2 separate regions of the Homo sapiens genome follow, and region 1 is linked to region 2. Evidence: read pairs that join two places in POLR2A ChIA-PET (ENCODE). Cell type or tissue: CD4-positive, alpha-beta T cell. All regions are shown on one strand. Links, peaks and the distances in the headings refer to the core of each region. The heading gives the core; the rest is flanking DNA.

Region 1 (7,663 bases), core at 1,892-5,891, 1.9 Mb before region 2:
TTAAGCAACATGGAGAAGACTGCAGGGGGAATAGATTTAGGGAGGCAAAAATCAGGATTTCAGGCCTGAAGACGTTAATTTTGAGACATCATTGGACATTTAAGCAGACAGATCTGCCACCACTACAGTCCAGACTTTCTGTCTCCTTTGTTCTTCCTCAGATATGACAAGCTTCCCCACTCCCCCGGCCACCCCACATCCTGACTGCTTGCATGTGCTGTTCACTCTGTCTGGAACTCTCATCCTCCTCACAGCACCAGCCTCGCTCTCTCGATGCTTTGAGTTCCGGCGTTTTATCACCACCTCAAAGAAACTTTCTCTGATCCTCTAAACAAGCGGCAGCCTATCACTCTGTCTCCTTGCCTACTTGGCCACCACTAGACTGCAAGCTCTCCAAGGGCAGAGGCATCGCCTGCTTAGTTCTTTCCTGCATCCACTTTGCCTATACCATAATTGACAGTAAACATCTCTGAATGAATGACTGATTGAATCCAGAGCCTACAGAGCTCCCTGATCTGTTAACGTGGTTTTGTAAAAGGAGATGGGCATACTACATGACATATAACCCACAGCAGTAGTGAGCTGCCCATCCTGTAGGCATGTAAATTATGACACCTTTCCTTGAAACCCTGTGGCAAGCAGGGAAATGGGGTATGAGGGAAGACGGTAGTAACACAAATGAAAGGTTTCAGAAGCAGCTGAAGTTCTGGGCTGCTCTCTCAGTCTGCCCCAGCATACCCGTTAAGAACCTTGCCCAGAAAGTCCCATCTCTGAGATTCATCATGATGCAGATTGGGGGCAGGAGGAGTAGGATCAGTTATCCACAATCCAGAGGGCCAAGCCACCTTCCCTGTTTTTCTCCATGCCCTCTACCACACTGCTGCTATTTTGTCCTAAAATGGACAGGGCATTTATCCATCAGGTTATCAGGAAGACAGGCATGAAAGACCCATTGTACCATGAAGTGCAAATCATGGCTTACAAGGGTGAGGAGAGCCAAATGGAAAATTAAATTAAAGTCTCTGAATTCACAGACTGAACGTACTAAATCAAGGGCTGACAATCCCAGGTCTTCGAACACACCACATCATTAGCAGCACCATTTAACATACTCACGCTTATATTACTTCTTGGCTCCAGAACCAGAGTCACTTTCATTTCCCCTTCTGGGTGCAGGTGGCTGAGATAGAATAGTTTCTCTCCCATCATTCTCTCTCGGGTCATCTTCCGGGCAGCGTACAGGCGGAAGCGGACAGCACAGGCAGCCACATCTCTGGGCTCCAGCTTGGCAAAGGTGACCTTCTCCCTGAAGACGGGGTTGGGCCCTCTCTGTATGTTCGTCCTGCCCCTGTGTTTCTTACCAGGCAGCAGCACTACATGAACTTGCCAGGAGTTGACACCACTTCGGTCCTTATCTGGGAGGCCCTGTGCCCTCACAATGGTCACTGTGAGCTTCTGGCTGGCGGCTCTATATTCAAAGATGACATCTAGGTCACCACACTTTGAGATGGGCTCTGAGACCCCGGATGGCACCTGCAAATTGGTCCTGTCCTGTTCCTGTTGCAGGCAGAGGAAACAATTAGAAATGGAAATGATGATACCCAATTACATTTTGGCCAGTTGGTGCCCCTTTGTGCTCCTTCAGAATCCCTGCTTTCTAACTGCCAGTGTATTCCCTCTATATCAGATAGGTCTGTTTACTGGTCTATCGCTGCATTAAACTGTGAATTCTTTGACGGCAAAGTGCCTAGCATATGGTGCGCCTTCGTGAATGTTTTTGGAATGGATAACTAAAGCTTTTATATTTTTGCAAAGTGTTTTCATATATACTGCCTCTCAAAAAGCACAATTGCCCAGGATCATTGAAACCAACTGAGATGCTAAATCTAAAATTAAGTCAACAGGCAATTGTCCATAGGCAACTTTTCCTTGTGTCCCTAAATACAGATGGTTGAGCCTGAGCCTGTTCTCCACAGGCAAGAGCTTTCTACAGACAAGAATTTTGATGGGAGTCCCAGGAAGGTGATGCTTCAGTATATTTTCAATCTAAGTGGGAGAAAAGGTTTAGGGCTGAGCTTCTCAAACTTTAATGTAGACCTAAATCATCTGAGGATTCTGATTCAGTAGGTCTGGAGTGGAGCTTGAGATCCTGCCATTTCTGGGACAGGCACAAGGGATGTTGACGCTGCTAGCCTCGGCTCACACTTTGAGCAGCAAGGATTTAGGAGGACACCTCCACAGCCCTTTAGTAAACAGCAACACTGAGCCTGGAGCCAGAACACCTAAATTGAAATCATAACTCTACCACTGACTAGCTTTTTTACCCTGGCCAAATAGACCAGCCTCTCGGTAGTCTAGCTTAAAAATGCACATTAATGTGCCTACTTGCTGGTGTGTTGTTGTGAGGTTTTCATTGATATGAAAATACCTGGCTTAGACCAGACTGCATAAATATCTATTCCCACCACTGGACTGGTGCTACCTATTCTCAAACACACATCCCTCTTTATGGAATGTCACCCTTGGGTAGCAATTTACATGCAGCCACTCAGATCTGATGACCTTACTGGGAAAACTGAGCTAGGCTGCATTTATTATAATGAACCACCCCACTAACAAATTATAAATAATGTCAATAATAATTCTATTTTCCTCTGAAGGCATGATCCTTACCTGTAACTAAACTTTGATCTGATTCTTATTGCAAACCAGTTCTTATTTATGCAATTGAACACCAGAACTTGCTAATTTAGAGATCTCGTTTCAAATTATAATACAATGCCTCAAAATGTGCATCCATCAATGAAACTTTCCCACATAGTCTGGGTGAAAGTTCATGGTTCTCTGGGTTCGTATTTCCTTAGGAAGCCCAGGCCTACCACTTACTAGCTCTATGACACTGGGCAAGTCATTTAATCCTTTCCATGTTCTATTTTCCTCAACTGTAAAATGGAGATGGTACCTTCTGTGTAGGGATGTTGTAAAAAGTAGAGGACTTGACAGACAGTAGACATCTAATAAATATCCTTTTCTTTTAAGATTCAAATTAGCCTGCAAGAAAATTTAGATTTCTTGTAAAATAAGTGAAGCTTCTTATATCCTTTCCTGTGAGCATGCAATCATGCGTGAGTGTTTCTATTCAGAGGTACTTAGTTTCAAGTGATAAAAGTGGTTGCTATAGAGACTTTTGAATACAACTGACTAGTGTATATATATTAGAAGCAAGTCTCCAAGGATTTAGGCCAACTCAAAAATCAAGTCAGAATCTTCTCTCAAACTCCCTTGTCTCTTCCTAAAACTCCCATCTATTTTAGCCTACTCTTGATCATCTCTGTATTGCATTTCTGACCATAAGTAATAATAGCTAACATCTACTAAACTATTTCTTATGCCAAATACCATATCAAATCCTTTACAGACTATAAAAATTGGCTCTTAAACACTTCAGATCTTCTTGGCCTTAACTCATGTTCCATCTTCCCCTAAGGCACAGCCTATATGGGCTCTAAGTAGTTTCAGCCTGGAACTACTCAATAAAGTCTTACCTTCTACCCACACAATATAATTCTCATTTCTTATCATTGGTCTCTCTGTCGACCGCCAAGGCTTAGACAGCTGCAGAACCCTGCTTGACACCAATATATGTGAAGTCTACTTTTTGCCCCGTAGTCAGTTGTCCTATCAGTTCATACAGCTTCTTGGAGTGTGATCACACAAGATCAGGCAATTAGCCATACTGAGTGGTGGCCAATTCAACTGTGTATTCTCACACTTGACCTCCCTTCTTCCCTGCCTTACTTCCCTTGTCTCGCACTTTTGTTCCCTGGGGTTGCACTCCCAAAGCAGGGAACAAAGCCTTTACGTAGGCTCTGCTTTTTTGAGGAACCCAACTAAGAAACATTATCTTTTTGAATATTTACATCAATGCAATGAGGTAGGTATTTTAATATCTTCATTTTATGGAGGACGAAACTCAAGCTTAGAAAGACTAAATAACTAACACGCTCTCTCCCCCCAAGCCCAGATCAAATTCCCAGACAAGATTATCCAGGACTCATGCCCTGGCAGTTTGAGTCCCAGGCCTGCCTTAACTCGTATCCAATACTCAAAATTTCAAACCTTATTTTGAAACATACAGTCTCCTTTCTTCTTCCCCAAACCTTTAGGCATAACTATTTCTACATATAGACATATGTGTGTGTGTGTGTGTGTGTGTGTTTATATATATATATATAGAGAGAGAGAGAGAGAGCGAGAGAGCACTAGAGAGAGAGAGAGAGAGAGCAAGCGCACAAGATGAAGGGGGAGAAGACGGAAGGTGGGGGTTGGAATCACACTCTCTGTGGTTTTCACATCCTTTGAGGCCCCTGCTCTTAATGTTAGTTAATAGCTCTTAGTTTTGTCAACTTCAATGCCAAGGTAAAAATATTTTAGTGAATGAGGAGCTCTCTCCACTTATGTATCAGGCTGTCTCTTCGGATAAATGCTCACTCCACCTGCAGGTTTCTAAGAGAGTCCTGGGTAGAGCTCCTGACTGTCCTAAGAACTCCTCTGAATAAACAGATCCTGCCAATGGCTGGGCTTTGGATAGGCCAATTCAAGCTGTGGCCCATGAAAACTGGGCTTTGTAGCCCCTCCCTGGGTTGATTTGAGAAAAAGATTTGTGAATGCTGGTATTTTCATAGCAATTAATTATTTCAACACACTTTACCTCTCACCAGGCAACTGAAGGAGCTCCTCACTTGGGTACTGTTAATACCACTAATCCATCTGACCTTCCTGCAAGGTAAAAATCTCTTCATTCTTATCCCCATTTGGCAGATTTTAATTAACTTCTCAAGGCCAACCAATTAATCAGTGGAAAGCAGAGATGAAAAGTGGGACACCTGTCTCCCTGTGTGCTCAAAATCACCAGCCACACTCCCATTGTCTTTCCTGCCAAGCCCTGGGTCTGCAGGAAAAAGCCAAAGGCCTTCGCCAGCAGAGAAGAGCAGAGCTCGAAAATCCATCAGCCTAACAGGTAGTCACACTGCACGACCAGTTTCCTGCTGAGACAAAATAAATGATTCCTTGAGCTCCAATATCCTGGGCTTTTCCTTAAGATGAGAATACTTGTGTCAAATTGTCAAAACCCAGGTAGGTTTAAAGATTTTCTGTCAAATTGAAAGCCTTTCTGTTTTAGTAAGATAGTGTTGATGTCATCTGTGTGGCCTAAAGTAAACAGGCCTACAATATGTTCCTGATGCCAGATACACAGGGGAAGACAGAGTTCTCAATACAGCTAAGAGGCAAATAAATCATTTCTTAAAAGGCAAGCTAAGCCTGCAAAGCAGGCAGTTACGGGAACTGCCTCCGAGTTGGATTTGAGGTTCTACTGTAGGAGCACCAAATTACAGTTTTTTCTCAAAATAGATAGGAGGTTGAATGGAGCACACAGAGATGTCTGGGTATTTTTGGAGTCTGAGAACATTTAGTACCCTCAATACCGAGTCTTCTATTAAAGCTCCAGCAGGCAGGTAAATGGGAGGTGACCTGGAGAAGTCACTTCCAAGCCTCATGGCACAATCACCAAGGAGACAGAGTATCAATAGGCAGGCAAATCATTTGGTCTGTTTTGTTTTTGGGAGAGAGATTCAAAATATTTTTTAAGAGTTAGTGTGTGGGATTTGATACGGCTTGGTAGTAAACTAACGGGTAAGCAGAGTTTTTTCTTTTTTTAAACAAAATGTATAAAGTTAATGGCTTTGGGTGCCTCCATATGAAGGGCTGCTTTTTAACAAGCCACAAACCACATATGTGAGCTACCATTTCTGGTCCTCAGCAGAGACATCTACACAGGGGCACAGATGTGTATGCATACCCCTCCTTAGATACTACCTACACACGCCAACATGTTAGCAGTTAAGGCTTGGAAACAGGGTTTTCTGTGATTCCTTTTTTTTTTTTTACCTTGAGCATTTAGCGTGTGTGACACTCCAAGTCCTAATAAGAGATGCATCCTGTTTATTTTCTCAAATGGATGCTAATAAAATCCATTCACCTCTCTCCTTCTTCCCCCATCCCTGCAAATTATATTAAAGGTTTATATATGTATATGACTTATTTCATCAAAATTAATTTCAAATTAGGTATTAAACACCATTCCTTAATGCCTTCCAATGTCACAGAATCATGATAGGAGGGATCTATCTAATGGAAAAATAACCGTAAGGGCCAGTAAAAGGAAACAATTTGGTAAAATCCTTATCACAGTGCCTGGCATATATTAACTGCTCAATAAATGGTAGCTACTACCATCATCACCTCCAGCCATATCTCTGGATTGATTGTTACATTTATTCTGGACTAAGCTTTACTTGAAAAAGAACTTTGGAAGAAGTATCTTTTATCAGAGATTTACTACAAAACCAATGTCAATGGCCAGAGGGGCATTACTGATTAATGCTGTCTCCTAGGCACAAAATATATTTTGTATATATTCACAGTGCAAGATCTGCATCATTACACCTTGTATAATTTCACTTGGAAGGCCATTTCATTTTAGTTCAATTTTCAAATAATTTTCATATCAAATAATCGTAACTTGAGATTTGGGCTAAATAAAAATAGACTCCACTTAATTGAAACCATGAAGTAAATAAACCAGTCCCTCTAAAGAACTGAAAATTCCATTATTTAAAATTAAGTCTATAAAAAGCCTTTATATAAAAGAAAAGCCTGGCTGTTCCTGGATCCATTCTGCCACCATTCTTATTTTTTTTTCTTTTTTTCTTTTTTTTTTTTTTTACCGTTCATCCTTTTTTTTCCATTTTGAGAGAAATTTATGACTCTTTTATTGACATGCATGGGATTTTGGTCATCTGGACAAAAATTTATTGCAGATAAAAGTAATGCTTCCTTTCTGGAATTTTTTTTTTTTTTTAGAGAGATGAGAAAGGAGAGTGGAAAGAGGGGAAGGGGAAAGGGAACCAATGAAAGAATGAAAAACAAATAACTTGCCTCTGGACTCCACATGGAGGAGCTGTCAGTGGCATAGGAATCTTCAAATCCCCGGCTATTAAAAGCTGTCTCCATCTCCAAGCTGCCCTCTGTGGATTGGCGCCTGAGGCTTTGGACCACACTGGACTCTTGGTGAGATGTGCCGTGGTGTTTGGCATCCCCTCTTTCACATGGGGACTGTGAGTGAGCAGGGATGTGGTCATCTTCACCGTAGGAGAGATTCTCAGAATAACGCCGTTGGCTGGCTCCATCCAAATCTAAATTTGCAATAAGAAAACCATTTCAAATGCATTATTTTTAACACCTTTTTACCTAGAGAAATTGAGTAATTGCAGTCACAACAATCAAGATTGCAGAAACAGAACCCATACCAATAATACCTGCAGAAACATAATTCTATCCATACAGTGAAGAAACTTGATCCATAAAATGAAAAAGAACATTATCTCATTATGTGGCGTATCAGAAGGCTTAATACTTTTTAAATATGAGTGTAGAGAATATATATTTATGTCAAAAGGATAAAATCGACACAGCATTTTGCTGGAGCTAATGACCACAAGACTTCTGCAATGGATCTAAAAGCAAAAAGAGTCATCTAATATGGAGATCGTATGGTCTCCCGACTCTACCATGCTTCCTTTCCTCTTCAGTGTTTACCACA
Region 2 (7,663 bases), core at 10-4,009:
CCAGATGCGGTAGCTCACGCCTGTAATCCCAGCACTTTGGGAGGCTGAGGTGGGCAAATCGCTAGAGCTCACAAGTTCGAGACCAGCCTAGGCAACATGGCAAAACCTCATATCTACAAAAAAATACACACAAAAAAATTAGCCGGGCATGATGGTACACGCCTGTAGTCCCAGCTACTTGGGAGGCTGAGGTGGGAGGTTGGCTTGAGCCTGAGCCGTGGAGGTTGCAGGGAGCCAAGATCATGCCACTGCACTCCAGCTTGGGTGACAGAGCCAGGCCTTGTCCCCTCCCCCCGTCCCCCCGCCAAAAAACAGGTTAGTCGAGCTTAATCTACTCTCATATATTTCCCAAAAGATCTACTCTGTGCCAGAGATAACAAAAATCTGGAGTGAAAATATTTGGAGTTGGTTACTAGTATTTTCCCAAGTACTTTTCCATCCTATTTCTATTTTCCCTTAAGCTTTTCTATTTTAAACACACACGACCATAATTTATATCTTTTCAGATACAAAGTAGGTAATTTTGTAAAAAAAAAAAAAAAAAAGAAGTTTTTTTTTTGTTTTTTGTTTTTTGAGATAGAGTCTCACTTTGTTGCCCAGGCTGGAGTGCAGGCTCACTGCAAACCCCACCTCCTAGAGGTTCAAGCAATTCTCCCTGCCTCAGCCTCCCAAGTAGCTGGGATTACAGGCACCCACCACCACGCCCAGCTAATTTTTGTATTTTTAGTAGAGATGGGGTTTCGCCATGTTGGCCAGGCTGGGCTTGAACTCCTGATCTCAGGTGATCCTCCTGCCTCGGCCTCCCAAAGTGCTGGGATTACAGGCGTGAGCCACTGTACCTGGCCAAAAAGAAGTTTTTGACAACAAAAAATTATCTTCCCAGATTGACAATTCAGTTTCAATGAAAAATCTTCATTTTTATAGTCTCTTTTTGTTTTCAATTGATTAAAGAGAAACCAGCAATTCTATCTTAGTATTAAATATCACAAATGAGAAGCTCTAGCTGAGAAAATGTCTTCATTTGGTTAAGTTTTGACAATTAAAGTTCAGGTTACTCTCAGAGATGATTAAGTATTAAAATTGCTTTTACAAATATGAAACCAGTTTTTCCCTGGGGGAGGGGAGATAGGAAGGAAGAAGCCAGTGGAGAAGGGGCCCAAGAAGATGGATAGGGTACATGAATCTGTGCAGTCAGTACCTGATTGGGGTCACTTTTTCACAGCATGATGGTTATTTTCTTGTATATCTTACTAAGCCTATAATAAAAGACAGGGCTAAACCCACAAATCAGAGCAAATTTGATAAAACATTCATCTTAAGTTTCATAAATATGTGCTATTCTAAATTAAGTTTCCAATACATTTGCACATTCTCATAGACTAACATAATACACAAACTTATGGAAGTTTCCTGTTATGCTATGAATGTTGCCTACATCTGACATTAGCTTCATAAATATTCAATGAAACCACAAACAAAGGTACTATCACTTTTGAAATCTGTCCAACATATAAAGAAAGGTCAGCAGCAATTCCATAAAACAGAAGGGCTTCAATTCTGTATTTTCTTTTGCTTTTTGTGTCAGTTGTTTGAAAAACACTAGAAGCTGACATGAAATTTTCTGTGTATTGTCTAAGAAACTTGGTTTTCTGATTTTAGCTTGAGATTTTCTTCCGTAACCGCATCTCCTCTGACAGGGAGATCTTGAAGTGTATGTTGGGGTTCCAACACTTGATTAATAAGCTGTGTTTTTCCCTCCAATTCCAAATGATTTTCAGCATCAACTGCATCCATGTCAATATTTGTCGTCTTGGGTAACAAACTTTTGGGCCTTGGATACAAAATCCTTGATGAATGTTTGAGGTGCTGGGAGAGGAAGGGATGGGGAGGATGCCTCAGGCTGGACACTTGGACCCACCGACACCAGAAGTTTGATTTCTTCTTTGTCAAACCACAAGGCAGGATTACTGCCCACTGCTACTGGTTGATAGCATTTAAAAGCTTATCATATCAGTATAAAAAAGATCCCTGGAATGATTAGACTTTCCCAAAAAAGGAGCTGAAGCCTTCAGAGATAATTAGCTTCCTCATCCTGTGAGGGAATTAGAGATGGGTCAAGGGCTTGAGAAGAGAATTCTCAAACTGGAGTGGGGGTTGAACTATCACTTTCCTTTCAACTCTTAAGAATCTACTTTCAGGGGCTCTTAAAGGGAGGCCATTATGTATACCAGATTCTGTGGAATCGGGAAACAAACGGTGCTAAATAAAAAAGTTTCTTCAGGGTGGGAGGAAGAGGCCAGAATTGTGATTGTATTAAAAGTTTACACCATCAGCTTTAAATATTTGCTTATGTGTGTAAATATCAAGAGGTCTTTGTTAGCTCGACACTAGTTAGTAAATCCTGTGTTTCTAAAACAAATGATATTCACTCTAGAGTGTGATGATTGCAGAACTTGGGAACAACAAGTAGTCAATGAATGAATAAATGATTATCTGAATAGATGTTATGTTGTTCTTGATAAAGTCCTATAGGAAGGTGGCCCAATTGTGCCTTTTCACAAAAGTACGTTATATGACAGGAAAGCATTGTAGCCCAGACATAGTATTTGGGATGTTTCCATCCTTAGTTGAGATTTTTTTTTTTTTTTTTTTTTTTCCGACAGAGTCTCACTCTGTCACCCATGCTGGAGTGCAGTGGAGCAATCTTGGCTCACTGCAACCTCTGCCTCCCAGGTTCAAGCAATTCTTGCACCTCAGCCTCCTGAGTAGTTGGGGTTACAACGATGCGCCACCACACCTGGCTAATTTTTGTATTTTTCATAGAGAACAGGTTCCATCATGTTGGCCAGGCTGGTCTCGAACTCCTGGCCTCAAGTGATCTGCCCGCCTTGGCCTCCCAAAGTGCTGGGATTACAGATGTGAGCCACCGTACCTGGCCTTAGTTGAGATATTTACATGGAACCTTTTTCTTAAGGACAAGTGGTATTTTCTTGAATGTCTAAGAAACAGTTGGGTTTTAAAATATTGATCATATGTAAATGTGTATATCATGAAATAGTGGACAGTGTGGGCTTTGGAGCTAGATATACCTGGGCTTATATCCCGGCTCTGCCAGGGTTCTTGGGTGTTTATTCAGTAGTTATTTATGGAGCCTTTTCAATATTCCAGTCTTTGCTAAGCACTGAGGCCACAGCAATGAACAAGGTAGACAGGGTCCTACCCTTAATGGAATCTATGGTCTAGTGGGACAAATTAATCTCTGTAAACCTCAGTTACCTTTTCTGTAAAACTGAGATAATAATACCTTTCCATACAGTTCTGGTGAGGCTTTTAGTAGACAATGTGCTAAGTACATAGGAAGTAATGTAAAAACGTTAAGCCATTAGAATTGGTAACTCTGTTTTCCTGGCTGGAGAAGTTAGGAGACATACGTTATTAAGTGACTGTTCTATGTTTTGCTGTAGTAAAGTCCATCTGTTAAAAAACTTGAGCAATAATTATAATTGACGTTTATTAAACACTGAGTATGTACTAGATACTGCCCTGAGTGCTTTCCATGTTTTAACTCATTTCTCAACAATCCTGTGAAGGATGTGTTCTTATTCATCACATTTCCAGTTGTGGAAAATTAAGGCACCAAGTTCTCACCTGGGAGCATTTCAGTGCTGTGTGTGATGGAGCTGGCATTTGAACCCTGGCAGTCTCCAGGGATGGTACTGTTAACATCACAGTTAGGATTTAGAGCTGTTTAAAACAGTACAATCATTTCCTGATTTTAACTTTTCTGATCTAAAATCGGAAATGTGATGTTAAGTGATACGATATTTGATATTTTTGATAAATAACATATATTTTAGTAAATAAGTCACCCAGGAACTTTGCATAACAGTGACTTTACGGGTTCAGAGAGACAGTGAATATCATCTCCTGAAGTGCTAATAAGTTTTTCATTGGAGAAAAGAATAAACCATTTGTCATTGCTTTAGTACTGTAACATTTGTAGTCTTTTAAGAGGAACATAATTGGAGAAGCAGAGTACAATATTTCATCTCTCTGTAATATGCATTTGTTCTTGGGTGAATTACTATATTCTCCTAAGATGAAAGCTCAGGCATCTGGGGAACATTTTTACAAAATGACCTTGAGCTGATAGGCATCAGGCATTATTGGCAAATGGGGAAAATACTACTTTAAAAATCTAGGATGTTTCCATCAACAGCACAGAACTTGGTATATTTAGATTCTTCATCAACCTCCATTGCAAAATATTAGAATAATAGAATTAAAAACTGGATGTGACCTTCAGCCATCATCTAATCTGAATGCCTCATTTAATGGCTAAGGAAAAGTGAGTCCAGACAGTGATTTTTGTATTTACTTAGCCTGTTTATCTTATCTATCATATTTATCTTACCTGTTTGTGTTAAATAGAGCCTTAGAGTGAAACCATGAGGTTATAAGGCTTACCTTGAAGTAAAGTCTGGAAAAGTCATGAAGGTTCTGTAATATACAAATACTGTGTTGATAACTGTTACTAGTATGATTTGTATTAATGCTTTTTTTTTTTTTTAGTTAAGAAGGAGATGCTTTCTTAGAATATTTCAAATTTTAACTCTATACATCATGCCTTCATATTTAGTGGTATTGTTTAAGGCTTTCTTTTTTTTTTCTAATCTTGGATTTATGAGCGTAATTCATTGCTTATTTTCTTCCTTCCATTTACATTCCTTCCATAGAATGGGAGCTGACTGATATGGTGGTGTGGGTGACTGGAGCCTCGAGTGGAATTGGTGAGGAGCTGGCTTACCAGTTGTCTAAACTAGGAGTTTCTCTTGTGCTGTCAGCCAGAAGAGTGCATGAGCTGGAAAGGGTGAAAAGAAGATGCCTAGGTAAGCGGATCTGAAATAGCAGCGGTGCTTCCTAGAAATAAATCAGTCCAAACTCAAATACAGTTTTGGGACTTTTAGAGAGGAGTGAGATTTCCCCCCGGCTCCAAATGTTCTACATGCTTCATCTCAGTTCCTCTCCTTTTTGCCTTAATTGGCTGCCCTCGCCTTTTTCTTCTTTTCTGCCACCTTTCTATGCTTTTTTTGCACTGACTCTTGGCATTAGGGAGTGACCAACAATTATATAAAATGCTGGTGGATTTTTAGTGACCAAGTATCTTAGATTTTTGTCTTAGAGAAAAAACAGTTGGGTTCTTATCCATGACATACATGTATCTGATCATAGAAATTAGGAAGAATCCTTACTCATTTTATTAAAGTATCAGATATTAAAATCATATGGGATAAGACTTATTATATAGGATAAAAGAACAGGAATGGAATTAGCTTTAAAAAATACAACTTGAGGTAATACTTTCATATTCACATAAAGGGCAACAGTGTTAATATTTTTGTTTGAATTTTGGTGTAGTTATGTTTACTTTTTTCTTTTTGAGATGAAGTCTCACTTTGTTGCCCAGGCTGGAGTACAATGGTGTGATCTTGGCTCATTGCAACTTCCGCCTCACAGGTTCAAGCGATTCTTGTACCTCAGCCTCCTGAGTAGCTGGGGCCACAGACGTGCACCACCACACCCAGCTAATTTTTGTATTTTTAATGGAGACGGGGTTTCACCATGTTGGCCATGCTGGTCTCGACCTCCTGACCTCAGGTGATCTGCCTGCCTCGGCCTCCCAAAATGCTGGGATTACAGGTGTGAGCCACCGCACCCAGCCATTATGTTCACATTGAAAGCAACTTCAAGTATAAAGTTATTATTTTTCATGGAACATTTATTAATAGTACCTAAACTGAGATAATTTTGAATTTTCCAACAGACCATTTTTTGGGCCATCTCTCTACCTGTCATTCTTTTAAATCTTTAACTTTGCTGATCGAGCTAACCACCCAGAAATGAGAGTTAGTTGCCACAGTAGTGCTCAGCAGGGCAACAGGCCTCTTTCATGATACTGCTTTCAAAGGCCTCTTGTGTTTTTGCACTGGGCCACTTCTTTTGATAGTTGTTCCTCTACTGCTGTGACTTGCAAGTCCTGTACTGGTGGAGTAGATGAACCAGGTCAGCATTTCTTACCTGGCACAAGGCTGTTTCCTTTTATCTTGCAGATCTGTAGTGCCCACTTTTTCATTTAATACAGTTGATGTTTCACGCTTAACTCTTTTGCCCATGAAGTCTTTTTACCTCTTCTATTTTCTATACTTGCTTGTTTTTCTTACTGATGTTACTTGTATTTCAAGGTTAGAGTCCAGGAAAATTAGTTTCAGTTGTTCTTTTGATGAACAGAAAGCCAATCACAAAGCAGCAGCATGTTTCTTGGTTGGGAATTTCAGGCATGTGTCCTTTTCCCTGTTTACCTCCAGGAATCCTTAGCCTCTGGAGAGAAGCTTCTATATGTCATTTGACTGTAGGACTCTGAGCTTCTTACTGATTTTAAGCACAAGTAGTTGTTTTGTGTGTAGAAGAGCAACTCATCTTTGTGAGCCTATCACAAAACAAAGGTACCTCTGTACTTCTAAAGAAATTGCTCTAAAATATTTGCTCTTTTCTAGTTTGTAGTATAATCTTGATTTCTATCAGAAATCAAATTGTAAAGTTAGACTGCATATTCAAGTTGCCATTCTACTTCCTGTGAGGCCAGCCAGCTTTTTGTCTGATATAACCACTAGTCCTCTTCCTGACCACCGAGAGGAACTTTCACAGGGCCACCCAGAAATGAGTTTGTTGCCAAGTCCTGTTGCAGGGTGGGTGTTAGTGGGAGTAGCAAGGAGCTTGACTGAACTATGGCATGACTTCCACACAAATTTTTGTCTTTATTTAGAGAATGGCAATTTAAAAGAAAAAGATATACTTGTTTTGCCCCTTGACCTGACCGACACTGGTTCCCATGAAGCGGCTACCAAAGCTGTTCTCCAGGAGTTTGGTAGAGTAAGTAGCATCTTATATTGATATAGTCTTGCTTTGAAGTAACTGCAGAAGAGATTCCCATCCGTGGTGCTGTCATACAAAGGGCTTTAGGCAAGTGGGGTCCATGCAGTGAGATCGGGCCCATGAGTTGGGCCCCTTAATCTCTGAGCCTTTGTCATTATGGAATTAGTACTTTTCATGTCTTAACAAGTACAAATTCCTCCATGTAGAACAAAAGAAGCTAAAAATTCACGGCTGCTTTTATTTATTTATTTATGTATTTTGAGACAAAGTCTTGCTCTGTCGCCCAGGCTGGAGTGCAGTGGTGTGATATCGGTTCACTGCAATCTCCGCCTCCCAGGTTTAAGGGATTCTCCTGCCTCAGCCTCCTGAGTAGCTGGGATTACAGGCATGCACCATCACGCCCAGCTAATTTTTATATTTTTTAGTAGAGATGGGGTTTCACCATGTTGGTCAGGCTGGTCTTGAACTCCTGACCTCATGGTCCACCCTCCTCAGCCTCCCAAAGTGCAGGGATTACAGGCTACTGTGCCCAGCTGGCTGCTTTTATTTATTTTAATGACAATTATTAACTTTCACAAAAAGTCACCTAAAACGGGAATTTAATTCCACAGGTAAATTCAGGGCTTTATTTTATCTTTTTAATTGCTGACTTCTGGAAATATACCATTGTTCCATTGATTCTTTAAGTTAACAAAATAACCAACCATCCATAGGAATTCCATCAATCTAT

The links. ChIA-PET counts read pairs that join two places held together with the same protein. Peaks named below come from ENCODE experiments on the same cell type or tissue, not always from the same donor. Only the 100,000 strongest peaks of a DNase experiment are listed, where the experiment ranks them.
Region 1: POLR2A ChIA-PET joins it to region 2 with 5 read pairs; 1 of 35 experiments calls an interaction of 5 or more read pairs at or near these places.

The regions. Positions count from the first base shown.
Region 1 is chr14:62,074,728-62,082,390 of GRCh38, reverse strand. SYT16 (synaptotagmin 16) reads right to left here. Exons shown (of 8, transcript NM_001367656.1): 5 at 7,000-7,256; 6 at 1,117-1,557. Among named protein-coding and RNA genes, the nearest start is that of LINC00644, 61 kb to the left of the region's middle. RefSeq lists an enhancer at 1,200-1,319. In CD4-positive, alpha-beta T cell, for the core only: no CTCF peak of the experiment used is centred there; a DNase peak (open chromatin) is centred at 4,310.
Region 2 is chr14:60,153,226-60,160,888 of GRCh38, reverse strand. DHRS7 (dehydrogenase/reductase 7) reads left to right here. Exons shown (of 7, transcript NM_016029.4): 2 at 4,737-4,889; 3 at 6,824-6,930. It also overlaps the pseudogene SCOCP1. Among named protein-coding and RNA genes, the nearest start is that of DHRS7, 8.3 kb to the left of the region's middle. In CD4-positive, alpha-beta T cell, for the core only: no CTCF peak of the experiment used is centred there; no DNase peak of the experiment used is centred there; H3K27ac peaks cover 580 bases.